Linked DNA regions of Homo sapiens: region 1 is linked to region 2. Evidence: chromatin loops called from intact Hi-C (ENCODE). Cell type or tissue: Calu3. All regions are shown on one strand. Links, peaks and the distances in the headings refer to the core of each region. The heading gives the core; the rest is flanking DNA.

Region 1 (16,148 bases), core at 5,227-13,226, 140 kb after region 2:
TTGAAATATGAATACAGAAAGTCAAGTGGAACAAAATCTTCTTGACTCATAGGCCTACCTTGAACATAAGGATTCTGCAGGGGCCAAGGGGCATGAGATGGTTTTATTCTTGCTGTCATAAAAGTAGTGCTTTTTTTTTTTTTTTTTTTTTTGAGACAGAGTCTAGCTCTGTCGCCAGGCTGGAGTGCTGTGGCACGATCTCGGCTCACTGCAACCTCCAGCTCCCTGGTTCAAGCAATTCTCCTGCCCCAGCCTCCCGAGTAGCTGGGGTTAGAGGCACACACCACCACACCCAGCTAATTTTTGCATTTTTAGTAGAGATGGGGTTTCACCATGTTGGCCAGGCTGGTCTCGAACTCCTGACCTCAGGTGATCCACCCACCTCGGCCTCCCAAAGGGCTGGGATTACAGGCATGAGCCACCGCCCCCGGCTCAAGTAGTGCTTATTTAAGGTCAAGTTCCAGCCTTACGGAGAAGGGGACCGTGGAAGCAAAGGCCCCAGCGCCTGTCCCATCTGCCCTGGGGGCTGCTGTCCCTTTCTATGGCACTCCTAGATGTGTGCTCTGCAAATCAGGGAGTGCATGGAGGTGGGGACTTCCGGATGTCCTAAGGCGGTTGGATTTCATTGCTGCCTTTTCTATTATGGACATTGCCACGCTGAAAGCTGCCTCCTGCAAGTACAGCATAGGATAAGTTCTCAGCAGTGGAACTGCCAGCCCAAGACATGTGACACAGGCTTTCTGGGGGTTTTTGTCACAGGAGGAAGAAGGGGTGCACCGTTCTTCAGCTGTGCTCAGGGAGGGGCATACCCACCTCTGCAAGCCCCTGGGAGACCTTTGTGATGCCACCTCGGTGCATCCCCCAGAAGCGTTTTCTTCCAAACACGAGCTGAGTATTTTATGAATGCACCATTTTTTTCTCTTTGAACAGGAATCTTTGCCTACATGAACTACAGAGTCCCCCGGACGAGGAAGGAGATCTTCGAAACCCTCATCAAGGGCCTGCAGCGGCTGGAGTACAGAGGCTACGACTCGGCAGGTGGGTGTGCGGCCGCCCGCCTCGTGGCTGGGGACCGGGCTCCGCTGCTGTGGTCTCACCCATCTCCACTGCAGGGGGGTTTACAACCAGGGCATTTTTTCTGCTACTTTTTAACGTCTCTTTTCAATATAAAAATAACACTTGTCCGTTAAAGAAATTCGAAAACTATGGAAAAATAGAAGAAGCAAGGGTAAAAAACCCCAGAAAACCCCCTTCATCAGAAGTCCCCCCATCAGGAAGCAGAAAGGGTACAAAGCCACAGTCATGCAGCATGAGTAAGTCCTGGACAGCTGCTCTGCCGTGCGGTGCCTGACTTGAGCAACACTGTATTTTGCACATAAAAATTTGCCAAAAGGGTAGATTTTCATATTTTTATTTTTATTTTTGTTACTCAGGCTGGAGTGCAGTTCCAAGAAATTGGCTCACTGCAGCCTCAAGCTCCTGGGCTCAGGCGACCCTCAGCCTCCTCAGCATCTGGGACTACAGGCGTGCACCACCACACCCGGCTAATTTTTTATTTTTTGTAGAGATGAGGTCTCACTGTGCTGCCCGGCGTAGCCCCAAGCGATCCTCCTGCCTTTGCCTCCCAAAGCACTGAGATTGTAGGTGTGAGCCAGTGAGCCCAGCCAAGAGGGTAGAGCTTATGCTAAGTCCTCTTATCACACACAGAACAATACATAAAGAGGGCAGGAGCAGACTCTCGGAGGTGATAGGTTGATGGCATAGACGGCAGTGGTGGTTTCATGGGGGCACACGTGCCTCCAAGCTCATCGAGTTGTAGACATTAAGTATGCGCAGCGTTGTGTTTGTCAGCCCTGCCTCAGTGAGGTGGCTTCATTAAAAAAGGAGCCCCCATCAGTCTTTGGGACCCTTCTCCGGTCGCTGTTGTCTGTGGGGGTGGTCTGTGGTGGAGGTGTTGTACGTTGATATTTTTTGTTTTTACCTAATTATAATTATGCAATTTTGTAATTTTATATTCTTCTCTTTTCACTTGGCATTTCTAGGATCCTAAACTCATTCATTCTTTTTTTTTTTTTTTCGAGATGGAGTCTCGCTCTGTCACCCAGGCTGAAGTGCAGTGGCGCGATCTCAGCTCACTGCAAGCTCCGCCTCCTGGGTTCACGCCATTCTTCTGCCTCAGCCTCCCGAGTAGCTGGGACTACAGGCGCCCACCACCACACCCTGCTAATTTTTGTACTTTTAGTAGAGACGGGGTTTCACCGTGTTGACCAGGATGGTCTCAATCTCTTGACCTTGTGATCCACCCGCCCTGGCCTCCCAAAGTGCTGGGATTACAGGCGTGAGCCACCGCACCCGGCCGATCCTAAACTCTTTCTAAGTAGCTTTCTAAGTGGCTACACAATGCTCCGCTGGGTGGCTGTCCCAGAGTTCAGGCCTCCATTCACTGCAAAGGTGGATGTTTAGTCTGTTGACCTTGTTTAATTATGCAGCCTGAGGAGAAAGGGGGAGCCCGATGGTTTTAAATCCTTGTCGACTCTTAATAGGAAGCACGTCCGATAGACGACGGGAGGAACACTAACGCAGTGGAGATACCAACGAAATATCACAATGCGAGGAGCCCTTGGGATAAATGCCCTGCCTGGGCCCATTGCCATCAGCCGAGGGCCTGGGAGCGCCTGCAGCGGGGAAGTGTCCCGAGGGGCTCACCCTAGCTAGGCAGGAGCAGGGCTGGGGGCAGCTGCGGCCTGGAGGAGGCAGGGGCTTCCTCACTTGCTGTTAAGCCTGGCCGCAGTCACAGCCTCTTTCAGAGCAGATTTCCTGAAAACTGTACAGCTCTCCAACCTGCCATAAACGGACAGCCCGGGGCATGCAGCCCTGACCCTGCGGAGCACCTGTGCCAAGTGTGTGAGAAAAAGCTTTGGTTGCAATATAACAAATGCTGTCTACATCACAGGTGTGGCGATCGATGGGAATAATCACGAAGTCAAAGAAAGACACATTCAGCTGGTCAAGAAAAGGGGGAAAGTCAAGGCTCTCGATGAAGAACTTTACAGTAAGTGGAGGACCTCTGAGTGGGAGGAGCCGCTGCAGCGCCGGCCGCTTTCTAGGACCGTATTCCAACAGCGCCGGAGAATGGAGATTCTCCTTTGTCCCAGCTCAGATAAACAGAGGGAGGGCTAAGCCCGTGCTGTAAAACCGGGCTTCGCAGGGTATGGGATGGTTTATTTTAGGTGGTGGCGGCGCATGGATAATTTTTTTAAGTGTGAAGGGTTACATACAGTAGTTATTTTAATTATTCCAGCAAATGATACTGCTTCTCTGTTTATGGTAGGGATATATCATTTTCTTTTTAAAGCAAGTTTATTTCTGTGAAGAAGTGAGCTAAGCTACAGACAAGTAGTAAATAACCTTCAGCACGGGTGGTTTGTGGGCCTGCGCGGACTCCCAGGGTGGGAGCTGGTGGGGAGGTGCCATCGGTGTGGGTGACGTGACTTGGGTAACGACACCAGGTTGCACTCACAGTCCTGGGTCGAGGCTTGTTGTTCAAGTGCGGCAAACTGATTTTCCTTTCATTTAGAACAAGACAGCATGGACTTAAAAGTGGAGTTTGAGACACACTTCGGCATTGCCCACACGCGCTGGGCCACCCACGGGGTCCCCAGTGCTGTCAACAGCCACCCTCAGCGCTCAGACAAAGGCAACGGTATGTGGCATGCTTCCCCGTCCCCATGGTTCCACCTCACCCTGAGCTGTGTCAGGGCCAGTGCCCGCCAAAGCAGGTTCCGCGCCCACCTCTAACTGACTTCTCAGCCTACTTCATCTTCCCAAGAGAATGCGGATGTCCCCTCTCCCAGAGCTCTGCCAGTGGCCTGGGCCTCAGTCAGGAGGCAGGCAGCCTGGTCCTAGGGTGGTGCTGGCCTCCCAGGAGTGCACAGGAAAACGATGGCACTTAACCAGGAGAGCTGCTGGCTCCTTGGAACCCAGCCCATGAGTGGGATGAGGCCGCGTGAGGGACTGAGGGGCCTGGGCACTGTTCCTCCCCAAGTGACGGAAATGCTGCAGAAGGGTGTACCCTTCAGGCAAGGATGGGTTCTGTCCTTATGCAGCTAAACCTGTCTTTTCCCCACAGAGTGGTCCAGGTGAGGGCAGGGGCTGTACTGGTCTTGATTGGTGCCACCAGACACACCGTGGGCCCCAGCGGGAGACCTCAGCAGCCAGGGGCTTAGGGTTTGGAGAAGTAGGGGCCGCAGCCCGAAGCCCAGGGGCTCTTCCCAGGTGGAGAGCCCTCAACTCAGCTTGCTTCATGTTCTTAAAAGTTGAGAACCACTGTGCATAAAAGTCCAGACTTCTGGCATCACTTGAAAAACTGGAGGATCTGGAAACACTGAGCTGACAGCACGTTGGAGCACCACAGATTGGCAGAGGGCCAAGGTTGCTGCACCTGCTGTCCTTGGTGGGTTTCAGGCTCTCCTGTTCGCCCAGTCACCCCCTCAGGCCAGCTCACAGGTCTGTGTCACTTGCATGGGTCGCCAGGACAGTTCTCCACGCGTGATTCTCTTAAATGACACCCTTGCCCCCTCTCATGGGGGAAAGACTGGTAGGTCTGCAGCTCCTGGTGGCAGTTCTCAGGGGTCTGTGGTCAGCCCCAGGGCGCCGGGTCCCCTGCAGTGGGATGCAGTAGGCATGGAGCAGAAGAGAGGATCTAATCCCTGTCTCCTCCCAGGCCTCCAAGGGCAGGCAGGAGTCTAAGACATAAGCTGGGCCTTCCAGGGGGTCCCCCACTCTAGGTGAGGCCTGGTCCAGTCACGAGCCCCTGAAGCCCCCAACCTGGACATGCCAGGGGAGGGTGTACAGCAAAGACAGTGATTTCTGAAGTCAACTGGACCCCCCAACCCAAGACATCCTCTGGCATAGTGTAAGTTCGTGCCAAGCCTAATGTTAGATAGGACCAAATACATCAGAGCAGTTACTGGGAGCTTATTAGCAGGCACTAAGCCTTGACACTTGACAAGTCCCACTGCGGTTAATCCTTGTGGAAGTCAGGCCACAGGAGAGCAGCACCAGCCTGCTTGGTGTCCCCCACCCACTGCTGATCAGTGGTTCTCCGAGGCAGTGTAACTGGGCGGGATGGGCAGGCACCCCCACCACCCACAGAAAGTGCAGTGGTGCTGCTTCTCCCCAGAGCACTCTGCAGGGCCTCACCAGCTCACCCCGCCCAATTTGGAAGGGAAGGCGTCCCCCAGAAAACGGAAGGAGAGCCCCATCCACCCTGCTCAGCAGAGCAGCTTGGTGGTAGCACAGGAGCCAGGGCTACTCATGCATCCTAGTGATCAGGGTCTTGAGGGAGTGAGGTTTTTGCGAGGGCCTCTTCCTTGGGTCTGGCTCATGCCCTGAACCATAGGGCATTTCGTGACTGAGGCACACACCCTATGTCCAGGAGGAGGACAGCAGACCCCATGGTGCTGAGGACCTAGAATGTACATCTGGCCAGAGCCCAGGTCAAGTGCAGAAGCTGGTCCCTGGGGCAGTCGTGCTGGCCGAGAAAACACTGCGCCCAGACCATGTGCCCTGAGATGTTGCCACTTTAGCCACAGCCTCCTGCCCTTCCCAGTGATAAAATGAACCTCATTGGAAAATCCCCCACTTCAGTGTAGATGATGATTCTCATTGTGTCCCCAAAGCAGGGAGGCTCCCAGGAGGCCCACCCACACCCAAACTTGGACACTCCAGCCCTGACTCAGGATGAGTAATTGAAAAGAAAACAACAGGACAATAAGCAAAGATTTATAAAATTTCTTTGACACTCAGCAGTGATAGCTGAAGAGCATGCTTTTAAGGAAGTCTGAACGCCCAGCAACTATACCACACAAGGAAATTACACAAAGATTCTGCAGAGACAACATGGATTCCAGAAAACAAATTAATGATAGGATCATAGACTGAGATGAAAGAAAGTGTAGCAGAATTAAGAGAATAATGTAAAGAAACAATATCACCGGCCAGGCATGGTGGCTCACGCCTGTAATCCCAGCACTTTGGGAGGCCGAGGCGGGCGGACCATGAGGTCGGGAGATCGAGACCATCCTGGCTAACACGGTGAAACCCCATCTCTACTAAAAATACAAAAAATTAGCCAGGCATGGTGGCGGGTGCCTGTGGTCCCAGCTACTCGGGAGGCGGAGGCAGGAGAATGGCGTGAACCTGGGAGGCGGAGCTTGCAGTGAGCCGAGCTCGCGCCACTGCACTCCAGCCTGGGCGACAGAGTGAGACTCCATCTCAGAAAAAAAAAAAGAAAGAAAAAGAAACAATATCACCATAGATATAAAAAAATGGAGAAGGGGATGGACGTGGAGCCAGTTAATATGGATCCAACATATGGGTAACTGGTGTGCACAAGAAGCGATCAGAGCACAGAGCAGTAAAAAATAAATAAATAAATACATAAAAAATAAAGCTGAGCTGTGGTCAGCACATCTGTTGAAACTGGGCTTTTCTTATTTAAGCCCTCCCATTTTTGGGTGTGACCTCACAAAAACAAACACTACAATTTTTTTAAATAGAGGAAATCATGGTGAGAATAAAGAAAAAGAATAATGGAAAAGATTTCAAAAGATGCTGTGGGAGAAATCTTTCCCGAACTGAAGGAAAACTTGAGTTGGATATCCAAAGAAGGGATCAAAAATAGTCAATAGACCAGGCACAGTGGCTCAAGCCTATAATCCCAGCACTTTGGGAGGCCAAGGTGGGTGGATCGCCTGAGGTCAGGAGTTCGAGACCAGCCTGGCTAACATGGTGAAACCCTGTCTCTACTAAAAAAATACAAAAATTAGCCGGGTGTGGTGGCGAGCACCTGCAATTCCAGCTACTTGGGAGGCTGAGGCAGGAGAATCGCTTGAACCCGGGAGGCAGCAGTCGTGGTGAGCCAAGGTCACGCCACTGCACTCCAGCCTGGGCAACAGAGTGAGATTCTGTCTCAAAATAATAATGGTAATAATAAAAACAAATAAGACTTCACAGTGATGCTTTGAAAAAAATAGTCAATATTTATGAAGCGTATCCCACATCTAGACACCTCCTGGTGGAATTATTGAACCTCAAGGGTAATAGGGAATCTTTCTGTCCTCTAGGGGGAGAGGGAAACGGAGCTACTTGCCCAGAAAAATTCTCAGGCTGGCCTTGGATCTTTCCCTCAAGGCACTCATATGCGGGCTATTCATTGAGAAAATGCAGTGGGGTGGAGGCAGACATCCCTCACCGCATCCCCCGCATCCCCCTGCTCCCCCCGCCCCCCCGCCACCTCCCCGCCAGGATCAGCGGGGTGCTACCTGTGCAGGAAGCCGCCCGCGTGAGCTGGGTTGTGCGGCAGGAACTGGGGAGGTGGGAAAAGCTGCAGCTGGCAGATCCTGCTGTGCAGGAATGTGGCTGAGCCTGGGGATGCCAGAACTTCTGGGATTTTTCCCCCAAGGAAACCAGGATTTTAAAGTGAACACTCAGAATTTTAAAAACTCAAATATTTTTACAACACAGTGTGGGTCAAACACAGCACGGTGCTGGACTGTTCTTTGCGACCTCTTTGTGCCTAAAGCCAGTTGAGAGTGCCTGGAATCACTTCTGGAACGAAGGGCTCATCATCCCCGTGGGACATGAACCCCAAAGCCTGTTTGATACTATAATAGCGCACAGGGGAGAGCTCTCTGCACGGTCAGGCTGGTGGCTGCTGGTCACTGAAAGAGGGATGTGTATTTCCTCCGGATCCCATTGTAGTAGCCGCTGCCCTAGACATCCCTGGTGCTAATCCCTGGTTCCACTGTAGTTGCTGCCGTAAACATCTGTGCTAATCACTGTAAACAAAGTGTGCTTAACAGAAGTCTTGAGGCCTGGAGTTTGCAGAGAGTTCTCAAGCCTTGAAATCATCTCTCTTCACATCTGACATGAACCTCCTTCTCAATAGCATTTCTCTCTTAACTTTTCTTTCAGAATTTGTTGTCATCCACAATGGGATCATCACAAATTACAAAGATCTGAGGAAATTTCTGGTAAGATGCTTCCCCTAGGTGATGTCTCAGTCCGGTGGGATTGGTCTCCCCAGAAACTTTCCAGCCAGCTCATTTCCTTGCGGAAACCAGTGTGGGAACTGAGTGAGACCCACACTCAGCCACGTCACCGTGTTGAGAAGAAACCTCTGCCTTGGCTGAGCCAGGCCCTGCAGATCTCGTTTGAGGAGATAACAGGGCATTAGTGTTTATCTCAAGGGCCACTGCAGATTCCCAGAATCAAAATAACAGGAGCTTCGTTTTATTAAACTGTCTGCATTATATAACACAGCGACTCGTATACCGGCGGAGTTGGGACGGAAAGTCAGACAGTGACTGTCTGAAGTTTGAAAGGCTCTGTGGTGTTAGTTGGGATGTGGGTGGGTTTGACTCAACGTATTTTATCATTTTGACTGCTGTTATTTTGCAATGTCCAGATTAGTGGCAAGGGTGAGCTTCTGAGGTGGGATGATCTCAGGGCCTCCGGGAGTGACTCAGAGGTATTTGGCTGTGATGCTGGCAAACATTTTTCCCCCCTTCCCGGTTTTCCCTGTTCTTGACTTAAGTCACTCCAAGGGCAGATCACCAGGGAGGAGAGGGAGTTGGCCAGGCAGGCATTGTGCAATGACCAATCTCTCACACTGTGCCGACTGCATATTCCAGGAAAGCAAAGGCTACGAGTTTGAGTCAGAAACAGATACAGAGACCATCGCCAAGCTGATTAAATATGTGTTCGACAACAGAGAAACTGAGGACATTACGTTTTCAACGTTGGTCGAGAGAGTCATTCAGCAGTTGGTGAGTTACAAATCCCATCTGTCTAACTCATTCCTTCATTCTTTCATTAAAAACATTTTTTTCAAGCAGCAAGTGCCAAGGAATCCTTCATTTTTTATAAGCCCTTGTTAGACAAACTTGCACAGAGTCCTGGGGATAAAAGACAGCCCATCTGCAGAGCCTGGCCTTAAGATGTTACACTCTTGTAGAACTGGAAGACGTTCTGTGGTTTGGGTAGTCAACATCAAATAGAAAGTGCCCTGCTTCATCGTGACACTTCTGAAATTGTGACTGGCATTAGAGTCCGTGGCTTTTTATGATGCACACGTGAGCTTGGTGGTGGTGTGCAGAGAGAGTTGTGGTACCAAGCGAGGATGTGTTTCTAGGTTTTTCTTTTTTGAGACAGAGTCTCACTCTGTTGCACAGGCTGGAGTGCAGTGGTGTGATCTTGGCTCACTGCAACCTCCACCTCCCAGGTTCAGGCAGTCCTCCTGCCTCAGCCTCCTGAGTTAGCTGAGACTACAGGCACGCACCACCACACCTGGCTAATTTTTGTACTTTTAGTAGAGACAGGGTTTCACTATGTTGACCAGGCTGGTCTCGAACTCCTGACTTTAAGTGATCCACCTGCCTTGGCCTCCCAAAATGCTGGGATTTACAGGCGTGAGCCACTGTGCCTGGCCTGTTTTTGTGATAGGTGATATCACAGCATGTCTGTATGTGGAACGGAATGGCCCAAAAGAGGGAGAGAGGGAGAGAGATTGGGGACATCCCAGAGGACAGGGCCCAGGGAGAAGAAGTCCCTGAGAAGGGAGCACACACTGGGCGTATTGTCCAAGGGGAGGCCCCTACACTGAGGAGGAGGTGGAGCAGACACAGGCCCATGCAGGGTGCGGGAGGACGAGAGGGGTCCGGGCCTCTCAGAGCCCATCCTGTCAGACAGCAGTGCCACCCAGTAGCTCCCCCAGGGCTGTGGCAGCCTGGACACTGGCCCAGAGTCCAGAACATCTGGCAGGCACCATCCTGTAGTGTAAAATACATCATTCTTGAGCAGGTGTTTTCAGAGTCTGATTTAAAAAGTAAGTCTACTGTTGAAGCCTTTTTGTCCTCTAACTCCCGTTTTTGGAGGTCCATCATTTAGAGGACGTGTTTATAAAAAACAGCCTATCCCACATTTAATGTGCTGGATAAGGTACAGTGAGCCAATTAGGTATTACAGCATGCTGTTTCTTCTTTTCCATTTTTATTTTGAAATTTCAGAAATACCTCTCTCATAATGACACTTTTAAACTTAAGACTTTTCCTACCTGGGACAGTACCGGGCTCTTTTTGGCAGAGAACGTGCAGTGTTTTTCCATTCAGTCCTATTTTATTGTTGACAAAAGCACCAGGGTCTGCCTGAAGCCCCCTGGTTTGGGGCAGTTTGAAAGCCCCAATGAGGCCTGGGGACGGTGACTCAGGTTCCTGGCCCTGTAGCTGAGTTGGCAACCTGGACCCGACACGCTGACCACCCGGGGCCTGGGGCTGCCCGTGGCTTCCACACTTGGAGGATTTCTTGTGGAAATTCAGATTTGCAGCTGGTTATATATAACTGAGCTCTGCTAGGGTTGCGGTAAGTTAGTACAGGATGGTCAGGACGTGGGGGAAGAATTTACACCAAGAATTTAAGTCAAAAAACCATCTGGCCTCTTGTGTTAGGAGAGCTGGATTCTAGTTCTGGCTTTGCACAAACCAACCAGCTGAGGCCCAGAGGGCAGGTGGCAGTCGTATCCATGGAAAGGATAATAGCAGTAACGGTCATGACAACCTGTGCTTCTCTTGGGTCTCCGGATGCCAGGCTCAGTGCATTAGCTTATCATCGTCACGGAAGCCCCGCCAGGTGGCGCTGTTCTCACTTCCTTCACCGATGAGGAGAACGAGGCGCCAAGAAGGCTAAAGGGAGAGCCCAGTGCAGGGGTGGAGCCAGGATTTGAACCCAGGCCCTACCGTGTGTTGAGCTAAAGTGCACTTCACAGGGGCTTGCTGAGTAGGTGCTGTCCCTGAGCAGGGCAGGGAAGCCTGGTCCCAGCTATCATTTCCTGTGACTCTCACTGCCCCGTCTACCCAGCTGGCACCCCTGCCGGGCTCCCTGTGGGCCTGGGCAAGCCGCACATCGCTCACCGTGGAATTCACATGTTCTGGTTTGTGGTACTTCCCGTGGCACCGTCTGTTTTGCTTTCCCTCGTGATGTCACCCCGGATGCGCTGTTCTGCACTCAGCTCCCCGAGGGACCCCAGGACCTCCCGCCATCAGGAGGGGCCCAGGGAGACGCACCTGGGCTGTGGCCAGGCTGCAGCAGCGGCTGCTGGAACGCGTTGACCCTCACTGTTTGTGTGTTTTCAGGAAGGTGCATTCGCGCTGGTTTTCAAGAGTGTCCACTACCCAGGAGAAGCCGTTGCCACACGGTGAGGCAAAACACACTGGCATTTCCCATAAGAAAGAACGAAAATAAAATCACTTAGCTGGAGGGAGACGGGAGAGGTAGGGCCTGTGGCACGCTGAAAGGTGCTCGTGGTGTCTAAAGAACAACTGTGGCTCAGCCCCGGGGACCGCGCCCCACCATCTCCATGGCTGGTGGTGCTACACTTCTGAATTAAAAAAAAAAAAAAAGAAACCAGAAAGTTGGATTTGTGTTTGAAATCTCCACAGATTTTTAGAGGTGGGCAACAAATTCCAGTTATAAATAAAATCGTACAGACAGGGCAGATCCAGGTTTTGTGGGGCTTGAAGCCTGTACAATGTGGGCCCCCCTTTAAGAAAAAGCAAAATTATGAACATGAAACTAGGGAGCAAAGTGAATATTGATTTGGATCCAGTACAGCAGAGGCCTTGAAGGCCCGGGGCTCAAGCTTCACCTTCACAAAGGAGCATGCCAGGAATCGGCTCAGAGAGCCTGCTTGCCCCAATGTGTCCCTCTGTTACGGTGGGCCCCCAGTGCTGCATGGATTTACAGAAGCAGGTTAAGTGCCATCCTGTTTATATTCACATAGGTTGATCATCCATCCAACCATGCAACTAATATTTACTGTGCACTTACTGTGTGCTGGGCCCTGGGGACTTAGTGACATCTGACCTGGTCCCTGCCTTGAAGGGCTGAACAGTTGTACAGGAGGGCAGAGAAGGGCAGAGGATAGTGATGCCCTGTGCCCGGCCCCAGCACAGGATATCACCTTACCTGGCAGGGGGGCAATGGCAGGTAGCCCCAGGCAGGCAGTGGGAAGAGGAACCAGCATGAGCAAAGGCAAGGGGCCCAGAGGGAGTGGGACCTCCCAGGATCCCCGTTGGCAAGGTGGGGGCATGGTGCAAGGGCATTGGTGGGACGGAGGCGTTCTAGGCCCAGTGTGTGTTTACTGACACCTGCTGTGTGCCAGGCATGGGAGACAGTGGTGAGCAAGGTGGTATGGACACTGCTCCAGGGCCTCAAAGGCTGTGGGGAGTGGAGAGGCGGACAGAGGCCGGCTCTAAATGGCCTCAGTGCCCTGTGGGCTGCGGGCTTCATCTGAAGCCCCAGGGGAGCCATCTGGAATGAACCTGTGGCCTGGGAGACGGCCGGAGAGGGTGAGGCTGTCTCTTCCAGACTGGCGTAGTATCTCAGCAGGAAACAACAGGAATTTATCATCATTTTTTTTAACCTTTTCTAAAACTGGAACTAATTTGCCATTTGGAATTTAATTCCTTCAATTCATAGAATTATAAAATACCAGTTGGTTCCTATCAAATTTAGAAGCCCTTTTTAAAATCCAATTTTATCATGATTTACTATTTTAAATGAACTCAGAAGAAGGCAGCGTGAAGAAGCAATAAAGCTTTATTTTTCTAAATTGCCTATAACTGAGGGCTCTATAACCTGCAGTACAATCTTCGGGTTGTCTTGGGAGAATTATATGTCTCAAGGTCTAGAGAAACCACAGAGCTCAACCTACAGCAATAAAATTTGGGGGAGTCATTTGCCAAGAAAATTAGATATCCACCTACTTTCTCACTGCCATTATTATAAACTATTTATGCTAGTTCCCCACTGGCCCCAGAACTATGTCTCAGATTTGCTTTACACAATAAATGATTAAAATATTCAAGGTGTTCATAGCACCTTCCTCAAAGCCCCAGACTTTGTCCCCCGCTTTGAGAAGCCATAAGTGGGGTCCAAACAGGCCAACGTGACTGGAAAACAAGGTCTGTTATTGTTGAAGAAAAATTTAGGAACTGCATTGAGTCAGGCTAACAGATTATGGATATATGTGGACTGGATTCAAGCCGATGAGCAAGCACTTCATTAGTTCATTGATCTAAGTTAGCAAGAAATCACCTAAGGTAAAATGTTACTGGATTGTATTCCAATTCATGTGTTTGAAACAGCTCTCTTAAATTGTCTTATTACAGTGTTCGTCGGTGTTTTCTTCTTATTAATAAATTAATGTGTAGAGGGGAAAGGCACACATCCTTTCGTAACTACTGCACTTTTACCTGCCTGGTTTTGAAGAACCGCAGGTTTAGAGCGCATGTGTTACCAGAGTGAGCCTCTTATTTCTGTGCACACCTATGGTAGATTTTATTTGCATGCTATAATTTATAAGAATGAGCAAAGGATTAGATTTTGGAATCAGGATATCATTTAAATCATGAGATCCTTTTATTTATTTATTTATTTATTTATTTAGAGATGGAGTCTCGCTTTGTCGCCCAAGCTGGAGTGCAGTGGCACGATCTCGGCTCATTGCAACCTCCGCCTCCCGGGTTCAAGTGATTCTCTTGTCTCAGCCTCCAGAGTAGCTGGGATTACAGGCACCCCCCACCATGCCCAGCTAATTTTTGTATTTTTAGTAGAGACAGGGTTCCGCCATGTTGGCCAGGCTGGTGTCAAACTCCTGATCTCGTGATCTGCGCGCTTCAGCCCCGCAAAGTGCTGGGATTACAGGCGTGAGCCACTGTGCGCCCAGCCAAATCATGAGATCTTCATCACGTCCACCACTAGAAGTTGTGAATCAGAGGAAATATCCTAAAGCTCTTTCCTAAAGATCCCCTGCTGAGGTGCTCAGAGAGCCGGGCTGCAGTGGCTGAGACAGTGACGCTGGGACAGGAGGCCTGAGTGAGGGCCCCTCACCTTGGCCAGCTGCAGACTCCCTGAGATTTTGCCTGTGACAGTTATTGTCCTCTTTATGATGAAGTCTACCTGGTGCGGGGTGAAGATTCTAAACTTCCATCCACGGGGTGTCACTTTGGCAGAGACAAAAAACCACCCAAGAAATCACCTTATGTCACCTACAAAGTAGAGAATATACAAAAGTCAGTCAGACTAGTGCCCACTAATGCTAGAGAACTGGGCTAGGGGAAGGGAAGGAACAACAGGGGGTCTTTGGGCAGATGGTGGGTGCAGAGCCCTATTGTTATAGGGATGCGCTGCCGTCGAGGCTGGGTGGAGACCTAGAGTGCCCCTGTGCCCCACCAGCGCCTCCTCTGCTGCCAAACGCTCAGCCTCCGCCATCTAACCTTGTGGGTTGGTCACATGTGGGGACTTGACTGGACTGGAGGAGGCCCGGCCTAGGAGGGTGGGAGTGAGACAGGTTACCAAGCTTTCTGGGCAGGTGGGTGATGCCAAGTCAGGGACCTGGGACTCAGGAGCTGGCCTTTCCATCCTGTGCTCCAGGCGTCCGTCCTGTGGGACCTAAACAGGATCCTCCACCACTGGGAAAGGGCTAGATTTGGGGATCCTACCTCAGATGCTGGGCAGACACCCAGCACTGGGCGTCAAAGGCAATGGGTAATGGGATGCCTCTTTCTCCCTACAGGAGAGGCAGCCCCCTGCTCATCGGAGTCCGGAGCAAATACAAGCTCTCCACAGAACAGATCCCTATCTTATACAGGACGTGTAAGTTTCTCAAGAAGTACCGGAACAGCACAGCTGCTGGTGTCGCAGGACTCGGCAGCTGCTCTGGCACAGTCAGCTCCCCTCTGAGGCAAGGAAACCCCACTCTGAGCCAGACCCAACAGGCGCACAGCTCCAGGTCTAAAAGGTTTTTGTGCAACTGAGACTTGGCTCCATTTTTTTTAAGCTTTTTATCATGGACATGAATTTATCATGATTTTGTATATTGTCAAACATACACAAAAGTGCCATTGTATAACGGCAACTGGGCTTTGATGTGAGTGCTTCTTTGGTTTGTTTTTGTTTGCATTCCTCTCACACTGTAGCCATTTAAATGCTTTTGCAGTGGTACTGTGCTATTGGGGGATCTTTTACACGATTTGGCTGACACAGCCAAAGCTAAAAATTGCAAATTTCTCCCACACATATTCAGAGGGGAAATTGGTTCCTTGCTGCATATTATGCAAACAAAACATCCCAGTGGGATTTGCAACCCATTCCTCCATTTGCTAGGCACTCTGGAGAATGTGAAGAATATCTGTAAGACACGGATGAAGAGGCTGGACAGCTCCGCCTGCCTGCATGCTGTGGGCGACAAGGCCGTGGAATTCTTCTTTGCTTCTGATGCAAGGTAACTGAGCCTTCTTCTCTTCGCTTCCTGGGATTACATAATCAAAGAATGCCTGTCTAAACACTGCCGGTTCTTATTCATCCTTCCATGTGAGCTATCGTGGCTCAGCAAGTCGCAGGGCCAAAGAAGAGTTCAGCCATCCCTGGGCCTGGGCCTGGAGTCCTTGTCCTAGGAGCACCTGCATGACTGTGGTAGGCAGCCCTGGTGGCCAAAGGCCAGATGCACTGGTGGGCACAGTGCTTCGAGCCTGCACAAAATGAATGGGTTAGTTGCCAATGTTGTAAAATTTGGAGATTTCACAGAGAAATCTGAAATCTCTAGCTTCTCTGGAAGAACTAGCAGATCGGGGCATGCTGTGCAGCCCTCTCTCAGGTGGCAGGTGTCTGGATCTGCTCAAAGGCTGCCCCCTTTAGATGAGACAACTGTGTCTAGACCTCAGTCCCTCCCATGCCCCTCCCTGCCTTTGCCTGGGGTGAGACCATTTGTGAAAGACAGAGCCAAGACACAGGGAGTTTTTCAATTGATTCTAAAGTCCATGCTCTCATCAATCCACTGAATAATGATTTTGAAATTTGAGAAATTCTGCTTTATACTCATTTCAGAAAAAAAAAAAGTTATACACACACTCACACACACACAGAGAGAGAGAGAGGGAGAGAGAGAACCAGAGCACTTTCCTGCCATTTGAAGTAGAAAACTGCTGTAATCACCTCTGGTACCTTCTTCAAAGACCCAAAGGCTTGGGCCTTTGTTATGTTTCCATTCTTGATGGGTTTTCTCTTTCCCGACCAGCCTCTAATAGGGC
Region 2 (16,148 bases), core at 4,342-12,341:
ACTCACCCCTCCCTCGCCTATCCCTAGCTCTGGTTAATTGCTCTTTAAATTTCTTTCATTTATTTTTTTCATTAAAATTTATTTATTTCTTTACATAACAACTGTTTCGTTTTGTTTGAGACAGGGTCTCGCGCTGTTGTGTTGGCTGGAATGCAGTGGTGCAGTTATGGCTCACTGCAGCCTCCACCTCCCAGGCTCCAGTGATCCTCCCACCTCAGCCTCCTAAGTAGCTGGGACTGCAGGTGTGCACCACCACGTCCAGCTAATTTATTTTTATATTTATATTTTTAATTTTTTTTAGACAGAGTCTCGCTCTGTCACCCAGTCTGCAGTGCAGTGGTGCAGTCTTGGCCCACTGCAACCTCTGCCTCCAGGGTTCAAGCAATTCTCCTGCCTCAGCCTCCGGAGTAGCTGGGACTACAGGCACGTGCCACCATGCCCGGCTAATGTTTGTATTTTTAGTAGAGAAGGGGTTTCACCATATTGATCAGGCTGGTCTTGAACTCCTGACCTCATCATCCACCCGCCTCGGCTTCCCAAAGTGCTGGGATTACAGGGGTTAGCCACTGCACCCGGCCTATTTTTATTTTTTGTAGAGATGGAGTCTTGCTATGTTGCCCAGGCTGGTCCCAAACTCCTGGGCTCAAGCAAAGATTTGGGGCAAGGTGGTGCACACCTGTATGTAACCCTGCTACTGAGGAGCTAAGGCAAGATGATTGCCCTAGCCCAGGAGTTCAAGGCCAGCCTGAGCAACATAGGGAGACCTCGTCTCAAAAAAAAAAAAAAAAAAAAAAAAAAAAAAAAAATTGAAAGACTAAACACTTAACATAGTAAAGATGTAAATTCTCTCCAAAATTGATCTATAGGTTTACCAAAATTTCTATTAAAACCTCAGCAAGATTTTCTGAACACATAAAAGCTTATTCCAAAATTTCTGTGGGAAAGGAAAGGCTCTAGAATAGCCAAACAATATTTAAAAAGAATAAAGTGGGAGTAATCACTCTTGCAGATGCCAAGTCTTTACTATTAGCTACAGTAATTAAAACAGTGTGGTACTGGAAAAGAGATGAGTCACATTGATCAGTGAGACAGACAGAGAACCCAGAAATAGATTTATACAAATATACCCAATTAATTTTTTGTTATTGAGACAGGGTCTTGCTCTGTCGCCCAGGCTGGAGTGCAGTGGCGCGGTCTTGGCTCACTACAACCTCGACCTTCTGGACTCAAGCGATCCTCCCACCTCAGCCTCCCTTTCACAGCCCCAGTAGCTGGGACTACCAGCACGTGCCACCATGCCCAGCTAATTTGTATTTTTAGTAGGGATGGAGTTTCGCCAAGTAGGCCAGGCTGGTCTCAAACTCCTGGCCTCAAGCAATTGTCTTGCTTCAGCCTCCCAAAGTGCTCGGATTACAGGCGTAACCCACCTTGCCCGGCCTACTAAATTAATTTTTGATGAAAGAAGAAAGTAATTCAATGGAGAAAGGGGCCACCTTCTCAATAAATGGTGCTGGAGCAATTATACATTCATCTTGCAAAAATCCCACAAAAAAGATCCTGAACTAATCTTCCCATCTTCTACAATTTTTTTTTTTGAGATGGAGTCCCGCTCCGTTGCTCAGGCTGGAGTGCAGTGGCGCGATCTCAGCTCACTGCAAGCTCCGCCTCCCAGTTTCACGCCATTCTCCTGCCTCAGCCTCCTGAGTAGCTGGGACTACAGGTGCCCACCATCACGCCCGGCTAATTTTTTGTGTTTTTAGTAGATGGGGTTTCACTGTGTTAGCCAGGATGGTCTCAATCTCCTGACCTCGTGATCCGCCTGCCTCAGCCTCCCAAAGTGCTGGGATCACAGACGTGAACCATTGCGCCCGGCCTACAATTTTTAACTTATAATGGACCTTGGACTTAAATGTAAAATTACAGGACATCTAGAAAAAAAATAGGAGAAAATCTTCAGGACCCAGTCTAGGCAGAGTTGTTAGACTTGACACCAGAAGCACCATCCATAAAAGGAAATGTCAATTAATTGGACTTCATCAGAATTAACTTTTGCTCAATGAAAGACTGTTAGGAGTATGAAAAGACAAATTATAGACTGGGAGTGGATATTTGCAAGTCACATATCTGACAAAGGCATTGTATCTAAAATATATAAAGGACTCTGTAATCCCAACACTCTGTGAAGCTGCCGTGGGTGGATCACCTGAGGTCAGGAGTTCAACACCAGCCTGGCCAACACGGCGAAACCCCATCTCTACTAAAAATACAAAAATTAGCCAGGTATAGTGGTGCGTGCCTATAATCCCAGCTACTCAGGAGGCTGAGGATGGAGAATTGCTTGAACCCGGGAGGCAGAGTTTGCAGAGAGCCAAGATCGTGCCACTGCACTACAGCCTGGGCAACAGAGCGAGACTCCATCTCAAATAAATAAATAAAATAAAATAAAGAAAGAACTGTCAGACCTCAGTATTAAAAACACCAACAATCTAATCTGAAAATATACAAAAGGTATGTATAGGAATTTCATCAAAGAGGGTATACAGATGGCAAATAAACACCTAAAAAAAGTTCAGCATCGGCTGGGCATGGTAGCTCACGCCTGTAATCCTAGCACTTTGGGAGGCCGAGGCGGGCAGATCACGAGGTCAAGAGATCGAGACCATCCTGGCCAACATAGTGAAACCCCATCTCTACTAAAAATACAAAAAAAAATTTTTTTTTTTGGTGGTGTGCGCCTGTAGTCCCAGCTACTAGGGAGGCTGAGGCAGGAGAATCGCTTGAACCTGGGAGACGGAGGTTGGTAACTCTGTCTCAAAAAGAAAAAAAAGAATAAAAAAAGTTCAGCATCATTAGTCAGTAGAAAAATACCAATTAAAACCACAATGAGCTATCACTATATACCTTTTAGAATGACCAAAATAAACAATAGTGATAACACCAAATGCTGGCAAGGATGCAAAGAAACAGTTTAACTCACACATTGCCAGTGAGAATGTAAAATGATACAGCCAATCTGGAAAACATTTTGGCAATTCCTTTCAAAACTAAAAATGGAGTTACCATACAACTCAGTAATTATATTCTTTGGCCTTTGTCACAGAGAAATGAAACCTTATTTTCGTGGAGAAAATTGTACATGAATGTTTATAGCAGTTTCATTCATAATATCCCTAAACTAGAAACTACTCAGATATCTTTCAACAGACAAATGCTTAAACAGACTGTCATGCGTCCAAACCGTGAAGCACTACTCAGCAGGTAAAAAGAAAGGAGCCATCAAGACACACAACAACGGGGATGAGTTGCATGAACATTACGTGAAGCACTACTCAGCAGGTAAAAGGAAAGGAGCCATCAAGACACACAACAACGGGGATGAATTGCAAGAACATTATGCTGAGCCACTCTCAAAAAGATACAAGCGGCCGGGCGCGGTGGCTCACGCCTGTAATCCCAGGACTCTGGGAGGCCAGAGCGGGTGGATCACAAGGTCGGGAGTTCGAGACCAGCGTGGCCAATGTGGTGAAACCCTGTCTCTACTAAAGATACAAAAAATTAGCCGGGCATAGTGGCACATGCCTGTAATCCCAGTTAGTCAGGAGGCTGAGGCAGGAGAATCGCTTGAACCCAGGAGGTGGAGGTTGCAGTGAGCCGAGATCGCACCACGGCACTTCCAGCCTGGGCGACTGGGTGAGAGTCCATCTCAAAAACAAACAACAACAGAAAAAAACAGCTGGGCATGGTGGCTCACATCTGTAATCCCAGCACTCTGGGATTCTTTCTTCAAAGAAATCCACACCAAGACACATCATAATTAAACTTCTGAAAACTATAATAATATAGTAATAACAATTAATAAAAATAATTTCTTTGTGCTCTCCCCAATTCTGGAATCTGTAGGTTTATGCCTTTTGCCAAGTATGAAAAATTTTCAGCCATGATTTCTTTGAATACCTTTTTTTTTTTTTTTTTTGAGATGGAGCCTCGCTCTATCACCAGGCTGGAGTGCAGTGGCACGATCTCGGCTCACTGCAACCTCCACCTCCTGGTTCAAGCAATTCTCCTGCCTCAGCCTCCTGAGTAGCTGGAATTACAGGTGCACCCTACCACGCTCAGCTAATTTTTGTATCTTTAGTAGAGACGAGGTTTCACAATGTTGGCCAGGCTGGTCTCGAATTTCTGACTTTGTGATCCACCTGCCTTGGCCTCCCAAAGTGCTGGGATTACAGGCCTGAGCCACTGCGCAAGGCCGGTTTTTTTTTGTTTGTTTGTTCGTTTTTTTGTTTGTTTGTGTTTGTTTGTTTTTGAGACAGGGTCTGGCTCTGTCGCCCAGGCTGGAATGCAGTAGCGTGATCTTGGCTCACTGCAACCTTTGCCTCCCAGGCTCAAGGGATTCTCCCACCTCAGCCTCCGAAGTAGCTGGGACTACAGGCGCATGCCACTATGCCCGGCTCGTTTTTGTATTTTTTGTAGAGATGGGGTTTTTGCTATGTTACCCAAGCTGGTCTCAAATTCCTGGGCTCACGTGATCTGCCCACCTTGGCCTCCTAAAGCGCTGGGAGTACAGGCCTGAGCCACTGTGCTGGCTCTGGGATCCTCAATCCTATTTCAGGCTTCTGTTTCAGCAGGCAGCTGCCCAGGTTAGCATGTAGGTTCTGTCTACTTGTGGGCTTCAGTTCTGAAGGCAGTTTAGTTTTCTGAGCCCTCGCGATGTTAGTCTCCTGTGCTTTGTTTTTCTGGTGCCACCGGGGCACCCTTTCAGTCCCTGCTGGTGGGAGCAGGAGCACATCCCGGGTTGGCCCGGTGTTGCTAGATGACTTGCATGGGAAAAAGGGGCAGACGCCACTGGGTAGGGGGCAGGGAGACATGAGGCTTTGCAGATGCTGCCCCTGCAGAGCCCACCAGTGCTTTGGTGGTAGAGCAGGGTGAGGGACTCTCCCAGGCTTTGCTGCTGCTGAGGGCAGATGGCACCGTGCCAGGGTCCTGCGTGTGGAGTGAGAGCTGGGGTGACCAGGACGGCCGCTTTGCCGATCCCAACAGATTGTAGGACCCAAGGTGTGGGGCAGGGGCTGGGTCTTGAGGTTTTAATCCTGTTTCTCAGCTTTCCCCTCTTCTGGATTAGTTTACATTGTCGGAACTCTAAGTCAGTTATGGCTCAAATATCTACTTTTCATCTTCCAAACTTTCTTGTCCTTTCCCCCTCTCTGTTCTCCCTAGTTTCCTTTTGTGCGTTTCTTTGCCCATCCCCACTCCTTTACTATAGTTTTTGTGGCGTTTTGGGGATGAGAGGCTGTAGAGAATATGCCATACTAAACAGAATTCTTTCTTACAGTTTTTAATTTCCTGTATATCTGTGGTTATATCTCTTTCCTCATTCCTGACATTGTCTGTATCTGTTGCTTATTTTTCCCCCTTAAAGTTAGACTTGTCAGAGTTTTGTCTATGTTACTATATCCTTTTAATTAGCTTTAAACAATTCTTATCTCTTAAATTTTTTTTTTTAGTGGAGACGAGGTCTCACTATGTTGGCCAGGTTGGTCCTGAACTCCTGGCCTCAAGTAATCCTCCCTCCTCAGCCTCCCAAAGTGCAAGGATTACAGGTGTATGCCACCGTGCCCAGCCAGAGCTCTCTTTAACATAAGTATTTTGCTGGTGTATTTTATTGGCATTTTAGAAAGTACTCATTTATGGATGCTACTTTTGTATTTCTTTCTTTCTTTTCTTTTTTCTTTCTGTTTTTTTTTTTCAGGGTCTCACACCCAGGCTGGAGTACAGTGGCTGCAATCATGGCTCACTGTAGCCTGGACCTCCCAGGCTCAAGTGACCCTCCTACCTCAGCCTCCTGAGTAACTGGGACGATAGGTGTGCGCCACCACACCCAGCTAAGTTTTAAGTTTATTTATTTTTTATTTTGAGACAGAGTCTCACTCTGTCACCCAAGCTGGAATGCAGTAGCACAATCTCAGCTCGCTGCAAACTCTGCCTCCCGGGTCCAAACAGCTTCCCAAGTAGCTGGGATTACAGGCGCCCGCTGCCATGCCTGGCTAATTTTGTATTTTTAGTAGAAACAGGGTTTCGCCATGTTGGCCAGGCTGGTCTCGAACCCCTGACCTCAGGTGATCTGCCTGCCTTGGCCTCCCAAAGTGCTAGGATTACAGCGTGAGCCACCCGCCCAGCCTACTGTTCTATTTCATTAATTTCTTTTTTATTTTTATTAATTTCCTCCTACTCTCTTGGTATTTATTTTATTATTCATTTTCTTTCTAGAAGTAAGTGCTTAGCTGATTTGTTTTCAATTTTCTTTATTTTATAAAATTTCATAGGACTATTTTCCTGAGTTTTCCCTTGTACTCAGTAGCTCTTAACATATAACATTCTTATTTATGTTACTTTATAAATTAATATTTCACTTTGTGTTTCTTCTCTAACAAACAGTTACTTATGACATTTTAAACATTCCAGATAGCTTTGGAATTCTGGATAGGTGAAGGGAGGTAGGGGTGGAGCAGGAAGAAGCTCCCCTTGGTAGTTAATTTCTCAATTATTGCTTCATGGTGAGAAAATATTCTGTATGATTTCTACATTTTAGAATTTACTTAGATGTTCTTTATGGCTGAATAAAACAATTTTGATAAATGTTCCATGAGTATTTGAAGGGAGTGATAGTTTCTGTGAGACACTCTCACACTTGTACATCGATGATAAGGAAAATAATTTTCACTGCAGCTCTTAAAAAATAACGAATATTGATTGAGTTCACATTTTGTGCCATGCATTGTTCTGGGGTTTCTCAACCGGCTGGGCAGTTCTCTCAGGGGATGTCCTGGGCATTGCAGGAGGCTTAGCAACCTCCCTGGCTTCTACCCACCAGTCATTTCAACAAAAATGTCTCCAGACATTGCCAGCTGTCCTCTGGGTATAAAATCAGGCCCAACTGAGAACCACTGCACTATTCTAAAGGCTTACATTTATGAATCATTTAATCCTCATCACAAACCTGTGTGGTAGGTTCTCCTACTGTTATCCTCATTTTCCAAATAAGCATCTGTAAACAGAAGCCAGGTAAAGTTAAAAGTAATTTTCCAAGGTCACAGTGCTATTAAGCACCATTTGTAATTGCAAACAAAACCAGAAAACTCAGTCCCCAGAATCACCTTACGTGTCATTTGATGAATTGTGGTACGTACATACAAAGGAATGTAGGACAGATTCACTGGTTGCTTTGATTTATGTTTGATGAAGAAATTTCAGAAGCGACATTGAGAGGGAAAAAAGCAAGTTGCAGCTATCTTTCAGATGAGGAGAAAATATGCAATCTCACCTGAAATCTCTGATAATTCTAACTTCAGTTTCCCTTTGCAATTTCCTTTCCGTTCCCAGAATTTCCCTTGCGTTTGTGGGAATGGTTTGGGTCTCTTCTTCTTGGTCTTTTCCTTTCAGGAAGCTGCGTTTCCTCAAGTGTCGAGTGGCTCTCGTGCTTCCAGTCACATTTCCGTGAAAGAAACTACTGGGATATTGGGGGCAGGACTTGACGACTGACAGCCATCACCACAGCGCTGACTCTGTCCCTCAAGACCATGAGTGTACCGGGCAGACACACTTCTCCTAGCTCTGGCCAGCCTGGCACTGCCAGTCCCAGCCAGGCAGCTGGGAGGGTGCCTGAACTGCCCCTGGCTGGGTGGCCTTAAGGACCCCAGGGGGTGCTGCCAGCCATGACTCACCCACTTTCCACTTCTTTGCAGAAACCTAACTATCAGTTAACTATCAGGGTCCCCTTTTCTTTGTGTTAGGGACCCACGGGCCTGTATTCCTTTACTGTCATTTGAACGGTATTTTGAGAAAACAGTAGGCACTCAACCAAGGCACACTGCTAAGTCAGTTTCCACTCGAGTATCTGCTTTCCAGCTTCCAAGATTTTCCAAGGTTGTGTTGCTGTTATTCCCTCTTCTATTCCCACACTTGTAAGATTTTGTGTGTGTATGTGACACAGTCATACACACACACACCAGTTGTTAAAATGCTGAAATATCTGGTTAATAAACAGAAGCTTCCCTGAGCTTCAGGTGCCCCATAGCCCCAGCCTTTTCCCTGAGACCCCAGTCCCCTACACTTTGTCCTGGGTGGTGAGTGTCTTCCCGCCTTTGGCGATTTCGAGCTTTTCCTCACGTGGGAGGGCAAGGAGCTGCATGCAAAGGGGTGATGCTGAAGGCTGCACCTCCAGTTTAAAAAGGCTCCCCGGATGATTTTGACTACCAGCCAGATTTACAAGCCATTGCACAGACAACAGGGCTAGGGTTCAGACTCTTCCGCTTCCCACAAGTGGGGTTTTAGAGACGTCACCTCTCCTCTTTGAGTCTCGGCTTCTCCATCAGTGAAACGGGGATGAGGATCTCTCTTGCAGAGTTGGGAAAATTAGAAGAGATGCTGTGTGCAGCGACCCTATACCATGTGCAAGGACGCCCCTCCAGGAAGGTGGTGTAATGTACATGATGACCACCAGGTGGTGCCATTGGCATCGGTGGGGAAGCGCAGCCAGGCTCAGACTCGGGTGGGTGTCTGCAGCTCCTGCTTAGCTTTTGCTTGTTTTGTTTTTTTCTTTTAAACTGATGGCTCCCCCAGGAACACAGAATCAGAATCTCCGGGGTTGGGGCTAAAACGTATATTTTAGCAAGTGGTTTTAGTCCACACTGTGAAAATCTGTGATCTGCTGTTTTTCATAGAGATGGGGGTCTTGCTATGTTGCTGAGGCTGGTCTTGAACGCCTGGCCTCAAATGATCCTCCCACCTTGGCCTCCCAAAGTGCTGGGATTACCAGCATGAACCACCGTGCCCAGCCTCTTAAGACCGGCTATCTAGAGCACCAAGCAAGGGTGCTCTCTGGAGTAATGGGTTCTTGCCCTTGGCTCTCCCTGGCTTTGGCACGGGACCTCCATGGGTGAATGAGCCCCCGGGATTGATAGGACAGCCCCTGATGGAGCCCACTTCCTGGCTTTGATCTTGGCTGTCCCTCCATGGCGCTTCTGTGAACATCCTCCCGCCCCATCCATGCACAGCATCTGCGCTGAGGAGAGGCTTGGACCCTGCAGGCTGCAGGGAAACGCCACTGGATAAGTGACGCCTACCGCGGAACAGCCCTCAGCAGCTTAAAGCAAAGGAAGGCGTGCCAGGAGGTGCCATAGTCCATCCAGGTCAGAGATGACGGGACCTGAGCTCAGGTGGTAGAAGGAAGGGAAGAGAGGAAGACCCAAGAAGCTTCCAGGATGTGTGGGGTGGGGAGGAGAGGGACAGGTCTAGAAACGCCTCATCCCTGCAACTGTGGTTAAGGGCCAGCAGCAGCAGTAGCTGGGTTTCTTAGAAATGCAAAATCCAGTCTGTAGCCCCAACTACTTAGGAGGCTGAAGCAGGAGGATCACTTGATCCCAGGAGTTTGTGTTCAGCCTGGGTAACATAGTGAAACCCTGTCTCCAAAAGAAAAGAAAGGAGGGAGAGAGGGAGGAGAAAGAAAGAAAGAAATAGAAAAGAAAGAGGAAAAGAAAGAAAGAAAGGGAGGGAGGAAGAAGGAAAAAGGAAGAAGGGAGGGAGGGAGGAAGGAAGCAAGGAAGGAAGGAAGGAAGGAAAGAAGGAAAAAAATAGAGAAGAAAGGAGAAAGAAATCCAGAATCTTAGGCCTACCAGGCTTGCTGAATGAGAACCTGCATTTTAATAAGACCTCCAGGTGATTTACGCATGCCTTGAAGTGTGCAAAAGCCCTGGTCTACAGTGTGCAAAGCCCTGGTCTAGTGTGTGCAAAGCCCTGGTCTAGAGTGTGCAAAGCCCTGGTCTAGAGTACCAACTAAGATGCTCGCTGTTATGAGTGGGCAGCAATGACATCACCCATGGTAGAGGATGGAGAAGGAGGAGGAGCAGGAGAAAGCCAGGGGCGGTGGGGAGGGGGGTATCTGAGTTCCACTGGAGTCTCCAGAGTTGGAGGGAGCCTGAGGTTACCAGGTGCAGTGTTGGGGAGGAGCTGGGCATGTGCCTGAAGCTAGGGGAGGGCAGGGTCTTGCAGGAGGTGCAGGAGTGGGAGCTGGGGGCACACCTGTGATGGCTGGAGTCCTGAGTGCAGATGACATCTCTCTGGGAAGTGGGGTGGCACTGACAGTGCCCAGATGGCCGTGATATGGACGGAGTGGATTTGGGCTCAGCTCCTCTGACTCCATGGTTTGTGTTGTCTGCCCAGGGCCTTCCTCAGAGTTGCCTGGCCTTTGTGACAACTTGTCCACCTGATGCCTCCACGCAGTCCTTCACTGGCTTGCAGTCCCCGGGAGCACTCACGACCTTCCCGCAGCCCAGGTTGCTGCTGGGAACCCCCGCCCCCCAACCCAGGGAACTGCACACCACACCTGCTCGCTTCTGCCAGAAGCCTGAGCAGTCCCCCTTATCCCCAAGCCTCACTGATTCTGCACCCCAAATCCATCCACTTCTCTTCATTCCCACTGCCACCACCCTGGTCCAAGAACATCACCTTGAATCAGACGACACAAAGGGCTGTCCCAGGATCCAGCACTGACCTCTACAATCTACTCCAGCCACCGCAGTCAGAGGGACTGTCCCAAAATGCAAATCATTCCCACATGCTTCCGTGTGGGCATCTCTGGTGGCTTGTCACCAGGACGGTGTTGCTGCCACAACCTCTCCAGCTCTGCCTGGGTGTCTCCCCGTGGCACCAGCACCAGCCTCCCCCGTGGCCTTCTGCCTCCAGCCAGGCCGGCTCTTTTCAGCCCCAGGACTTCCCGTGTGCCCCCAGATCTCCGTAGTGGGCTCCTTCCCTACCTCCCCACCTCAGGGAGGCCTTGCGCGTCATTCCCGTTCTCAGCACCATTCCCCCACCAGGGACCCACGCTGCAGCAATGCATCTGCTCATCGCCCTGGTTATTGTCCATCTCTCCCCACAACTATCAGCTTCCTGCAGTGAGGACGGCGGGACCAGACAGACACGTGTATTCACTCTGGTGTTGAGTGACCGGCCAGCGCGTTCCGGAATCCAGAGAAATCTCAGGACCCTGGGGCTGAAGTGGTTGGGAAAAGCTTCCTGAAGGTCCTTCCTGAGATAAAGCTGGAAAGAGGGGCAGACTCTTCGTAAGTACAGACTATTTTGGGCAGGGTCAAGGGTGAGAGATGAGACTGAAGTGTGTGCACAGGAGATGAAAGAGACCAACCTGGCTGCCCGGAGCTGGATGGAAGTGCAGAGGGCCTCAAACACCAGGGTGGTGAGGCTGGATCCAACCAGAGGCCTCTGACAGAGTCCAGGTAACCCTGAGCTCTGGCCCCAATGTCCTGCTCCTGACCTCTGTGCCCTGGGCCAGTCCACATCCTGACTCACACCAGGCCCCATTCCCATCTGAGCTCACCTTGGCCTGCGTCTTCGTCTGTTTTCTGTTGCTATCACAGAATATCACAGACTGAGTAATTTACAACGAAGAGAAGTGTATTAGGCTGGCAGCGCAGGAGGCCGGGAAGTCTGAGATCAAGGGGCCAGCATCTGGTGAGGGCCCTGCTGACGTGTCATCCTGTGGCAGTAAGTGGAAGGACGGGGTGTGTGTGCTCCAGAGACAGACCAAGAAGGGACCGAACTCGCTTTGATAACAAACCCACTCCCATGATGATAGCATTGATGGGCTCAGGAGGGCCCAGCCCTTGTGACCTCATCACCTCTTAAAGGTCCCACCTCTCCGTGCTATTGCACTGGGGACTAGGCTGCCAGTGCAGGAACTCTAGGGGACACTTTTAAGCCACGGCAGCTTCTCTGTCCCGACTCCCGTGGCCTTCCTGACTTTCAAGCCCCCCTTCCTCCAGGCTAATAATCACAATTGTCCCTGTCCCAGCACAGGCCGTCAGCCCCTCCTCCACCCAGGCCAGAATCAGCGGCAGCAACCCTGGGCACCCCGACCTGCCCTGCCTGCCTGGCCCTTGGGGGACTTTAGCCACGCTCTGAGCCCATTTCCTCACCTGTAAACCGGGGTGAAGACGTTTCCTCCCTGAGCACGAAATGTTTTTCCACCTTCCTGCTTCAGACTTTCTGGACCAGTGGGGAAGAGGGGACCTCCTGGAGCTGACTCAGCACCAGAAAACAGTCCCCACCAGCTCTCTAATTTGACCCCAGATGTGTCTTTCTCCTTGAATACGGCGGGACGGGCGGCTCCCTCCCTCACCACCTCCCCTTAGAGCCCTGGATTCTTATCTTGAGTGCAAAGCAGGGCCTTGCCCCGGGGCCCCAGTACACCTCTCCTCCCTCCCATTAGTCCTTCCAGCTCACCTCAGTTCTCCACCAAAGGCTGAGCGTGCCAGCTATCCACGGGCGCCTGCCCAGGGCTTCCCGGCTGTGGCCAGGGCAAGAGGACAAGACAAGCTCTTGGACAACCCACTCCGCCCCGGCCTTCTGGCTTCTGGAAAGCCCTGGGGAATTCCAAGCTCACTGCTGGCCCCAGCCCAAGCTGCCACACCCTGCCTCTCCAGCAGCACCATAGCCTCACCCACAAATACTCTCTGCTGCCATCCATTCCTCAGCCCTGCCTCCTCCTCCAGGAAGCCTCCCTGGTGACCCCAGCCCCCAGGAACAAATAGCATTTATCTTTATGCAGAATTGCAGAACTTTTAAAATTTTATTTTTGAGACAGAATCTTGCTCTTGTCACCCAGGCTGGAGTGCAGTGGCACAATCTCAGCTCACTGCAACCTCTGCCTCACAGGCTCAAACCATCCTCCCACCTCAGCCTCCCGAGTAGCTGGGAATACAGATGCACTCCACTACACCCAGCTAATTTCATATTTTTAGTAGAGACGGGGTTTCGCCATATTGGCCAGGCTGGTCTTGGACTCCTGGCCTCAAAGGATTCACCCGCCTTGGCCTCCCAAAGTGTTGAGATTACAGATGTGTGCCACGGCGCCTGGCCTCAAACTTCTTTTACAGATTCATGCTTTGTGGGGTGTAGGGTCTCCCCTTTGTTTCTGACCAAGTGCCCAGTGTTTGGGGGCTGCCGTGAGCCCCTCCTCTGCTCCCCGTACACAGAATGGAAGCCTGGCTGAGTGCTAGACCACTCGTTTTCTGGACAGGGTCAGGCAGGCATACCTGGGAGCAACCACACCGCGCCCGCGCGTGGCTGAGGGACAGGTTTGGGAACCTTGGAAGCGCGTTAGGCCTGAAGCTCAGAATGCAGAAGCTTGAGCCGAGTATTGGGCAGCCATGGAAAATGCTGCACCGCCACCCTGCCCGGAAAAAGAGGCAAGGCAGAGAGGACTCTGCATAATGGCATCTTTGAGCAGGCCTGTCCGCAGCCACAGGGCTCTCAACGGGTGTTATCTGGTGAGAGGGTGCCAGTAGCTGTGGGGGAAGGTGCTGTGCCTGCCAGACCTGCAGCTCCTAGGCTGAGCCACTTTTGGCCAGGTCTCCCCCAACGCCGGAGCCCCAAGCCACAGGCCCCAGAGTCCCCTGTGCTGGTGGCTTTCCTGGAGGGGTGAACTTCGCTGAAAGTTACCAGGTGGCCATCTGGTTAGCATGGACAAGTCCAGCCTGGAGCTACTGAACTGGGGACACAGCCCAATCCAAGGCACCTTCTCTTAACTCAGCCATGTGCCACAACTGCCTGAAGGACTGTGGGCCAGCTCACGTTTGGACAGGGCCTTTTAGCCTCCCCCGAGCCCAGGCAGGTCATTTTGCAGATGAGGAAACTGAGGTTACAGAGGCTGACACATGGTTCTCCAGGGTGTTATGTGGCAGACGTATCTTCACTCCCCTGGTGTCTGTCCCTGTCATTTCTGGGTGGGGAAGGTGAAAGGGGTTTCCTGGCAGGAATCAGTCTGGTTCCTACAAAGGGCCGAGGCCATCATGCTGGGGCTGAGGCAGATGCCGGCCAGCAGGCTACATAAGGCGGAGAGGACCACACGTCACCCTCAGTGGCCAGGAGCACCAGTGCCAGGGCGAGCATCCTGTCAGTAGCAGGGAGGTGGGGTGCACCTAGTGTGTCTGGAGTTTGTCCCTTCCGGTGGGTTTGTAGTCTCGCTGACTTTAAGAATGAAGCTGCGGACCTTCACAGTGAGTGTTACAGCTCTTAAAGGTGGTGTGTCCGGAGTTTCTTCCTTCCGGTGGGTTCCTGGTCTCGTTGACTTCAAGAATGAAGCCGCAGCCCTTCACGGTGAGTGTTAACAGCTCTCAAAGGTGGTACAGACCCAAAGAGTGAGCAACAGCAAGATTTACTGTGAAGAGGGAATCAACGAAACTTCCACACCGTGGAACAGGACCCTAGGGAGTTGCTACTACTGGCCAGGGGTGGGGTGGGTGGCCAGCTTTTTTTATTCCTTTATTTGTCCTTGCCCACATCCTGCTGATTGGTCCATTTTACAGAGCACTGATTGGTCCATTTTACAGACTGCTGATTGGTCCATTTTACAAACCTCCAGCTAGCCACAAAGCACGGATTGGTGCATTTTTACAGAGCACTGATTGGCACATTTACAAACCTCTGGCTAGCCACAGAGCATTGATTGGTGCATTTTACAATCCTAGCTACAGAGTGCTGATTGGTGCATTTTACAATCCTCTCGTAAGACAGAAAAGTTCTCCAAGTCCCCACTGGACCCAGGAAGTCCAGCTGGCTTCACCTCTCGCTAGGGGCACCTGCAGGAGACGCAGCAGATATAGGCATCTTTGGTGAGTATCCACTCCCTCTTATGGTGGCTCCCTTAGGGCTCGTTCCTGTCCCTCTCTCAGTAGATGGGGTTCCAGCCAGATGGCCCCTTCTGTGCCCTGCAACAGGCCTGGGGCCAAGGCCTGAAGGCTGACCCATAGCATTCCTTTCCCTGTCAAAATTCCTGCTGCTGAGATGGGCACGAGTTCAACCCAGGATGACAGACACCATTCAGGGACTTTTGGAGGGAATGTTTACTTTGGGTTTATTGAGCTGGGTGTGTGGAAGTCAGAAGTGCTGGAGCCTGTGAGGGTGAAGGCAACACGAACTGCAGCTGACTGGGGGAGGTTGGGGAGTGGGGGAGGCACAGGCCTGGGGTCGGGGACGGGACCCTGGCCAGGGATGCCCAGCATCTACACATATGGTCCTTTATCCCAGATCCCATCTTCACTGGGTTTCCATCCCCTCCAAGAAGAGTCCAGCGAGGCTCAGAGCCCAGCAGTCTGAGGCCGGAGCGTGATGTCTTGATGGAGTGCAGCAGCAGGCGGCCACAGGGGGGCTCCAGGTGGAGGCAGGGTGGACAGAGGGTGGCCTTGGAGGTGCGTGGGGCGGGGGCAGGGAGAGTCAGGGGCCTGAGCCAAGACCACGTTGTTGATGGGAGCTGAGGCCCAGAAGACAGGTGCTGGGAAGGGCCAGGGAGTCTTCCAGAGTCAAGATCCCAGAGCCTCCACCTCCCACCCAATGCTGGGATTTGTAGCTGGGGGTGGGCCGGAGACAGGAGGGGGACTGGGAAGATGGCCCTGATACTTTCCAGAGGAAGCCAGCTTTCTCAGGGGCTGCAGGAGCTGTTCGTTCAACAAACCTCAGACCTGTGCTCACCCCTGTGAGGTGGGGGGCGTGGGACCTGGGTTAGACCCAGTTCTGACCTTGCCCTCCAGAGCCCACAAGGATAACGGGAGGCAGGCCTGGTCCTCACACCAGGTGCCCAGCATCCTGCCCAGGCTGTGCTGGGGCTGACCACCCCACGATGAGGGTCCATTTCTACCCGCTCTGCTGCAGAAAGGACAGGGTCTGTCTAGGGACAGATGTGGAGACCCTGAAAGATGCAGCAGCAGGATGGGCCTGGGTGGGAGGAGCTGGAGCTGGAGGAAGCTGGGCACCAGCTGTGAGCCCCACCTCACATCTCCAGCTCACCTGGACTTCTCAGTAATCCCTCAGGCTGGCCTGGGCTGCAGAGGGGGTCCCAGCTGTATCAGCACGCAAGGCCTGCTCTGGGGCAGGCTGGGAAGCCCTGGTTTGTCAGAGAACTGAAACCACACTGAGCAGACGCGGCTGCAACCCATGCAGAGAGAGAAGAGCAGCTTTCAGGGCTGCTGACTTTGCACTGGAACCCCAGATGACTCCCACAGACCCTGCTAGACCTCTCCACCAGGCTGCAGCTTCCAGGAGGAGGAGATGCCCCATGGCTGATGCAACAAGTTACCACA

What was found. Hi-C counts contacts between places; a loop is a spot of excess contacts. Peaks named below come from ENCODE experiments on the same cell type or tissue, not always from the same donor. Only the 100,000 strongest peaks of a DNase experiment are listed, where the experiment ranks them.
Region 1: it touches region 2 in a loop (4-fold over the local background); 7 of 110 quality-filtered maps call a loop at or near these places.

Annotation. Positions count from the first base shown.
Region 1 is chr5:180,323,383-180,339,530 of GRCh38, reverse strand. It overlaps GFPT2 (glutamine-fructose-6-phosphate transaminase 2), which reads left to right. Exons shown (of 19, transcript NM_005110.4): 2 at 931-1,038; 3 at 2,954-3,052; 4 at 3,578-3,703; 5 at 7,978-8,036; 6 at 8,697-8,831; 7 at 11,193-11,254; 8 at 14,636-14,715; 9 at 15,226-15,343. Among named protein-coding and RNA genes, the nearest start is that of GFPT2, 22 kb to the left of the region's middle. RefSeq lists enhancers at 2,303-2,846, 4,751-5,738, 6,727-7,714, 8,705-9,692, 9,693-10,682 and 2 more. In Calu3, for the core only: a CTCF peak has its summit at 10,709 (motif pointing right); DNase peaks (open chromatin) are centred at 8,590 and 10,710.
Region 2 is chr5:180,463,511-180,479,658 of GRCh38, reverse strand. It overlaps LOC102725231 (a long non-coding RNA gene), which reads right to left and starts at 12,426. Exons shown (of 4, transcript XR_941323.2): 1 at 12,295-12,426; 2 at 11,988-12,057; 3 at 11,390-11,548. LOC124901153 (a long non-coding RNA gene) reads left to right here and starts at 14,363. Exons shown (of 2, transcript XR_007059087.1): 1 at 14,363-14,684; 2 at 15,100-16,148. RefSeq lists enhancers at 4,303-4,834, 8,396-8,595, 11,397-12,596. In Calu3, for the core only: a CTCF peak has its summit at 8,488 (motif pointing right); a DNase peak (open chromatin) is centred at 8,518.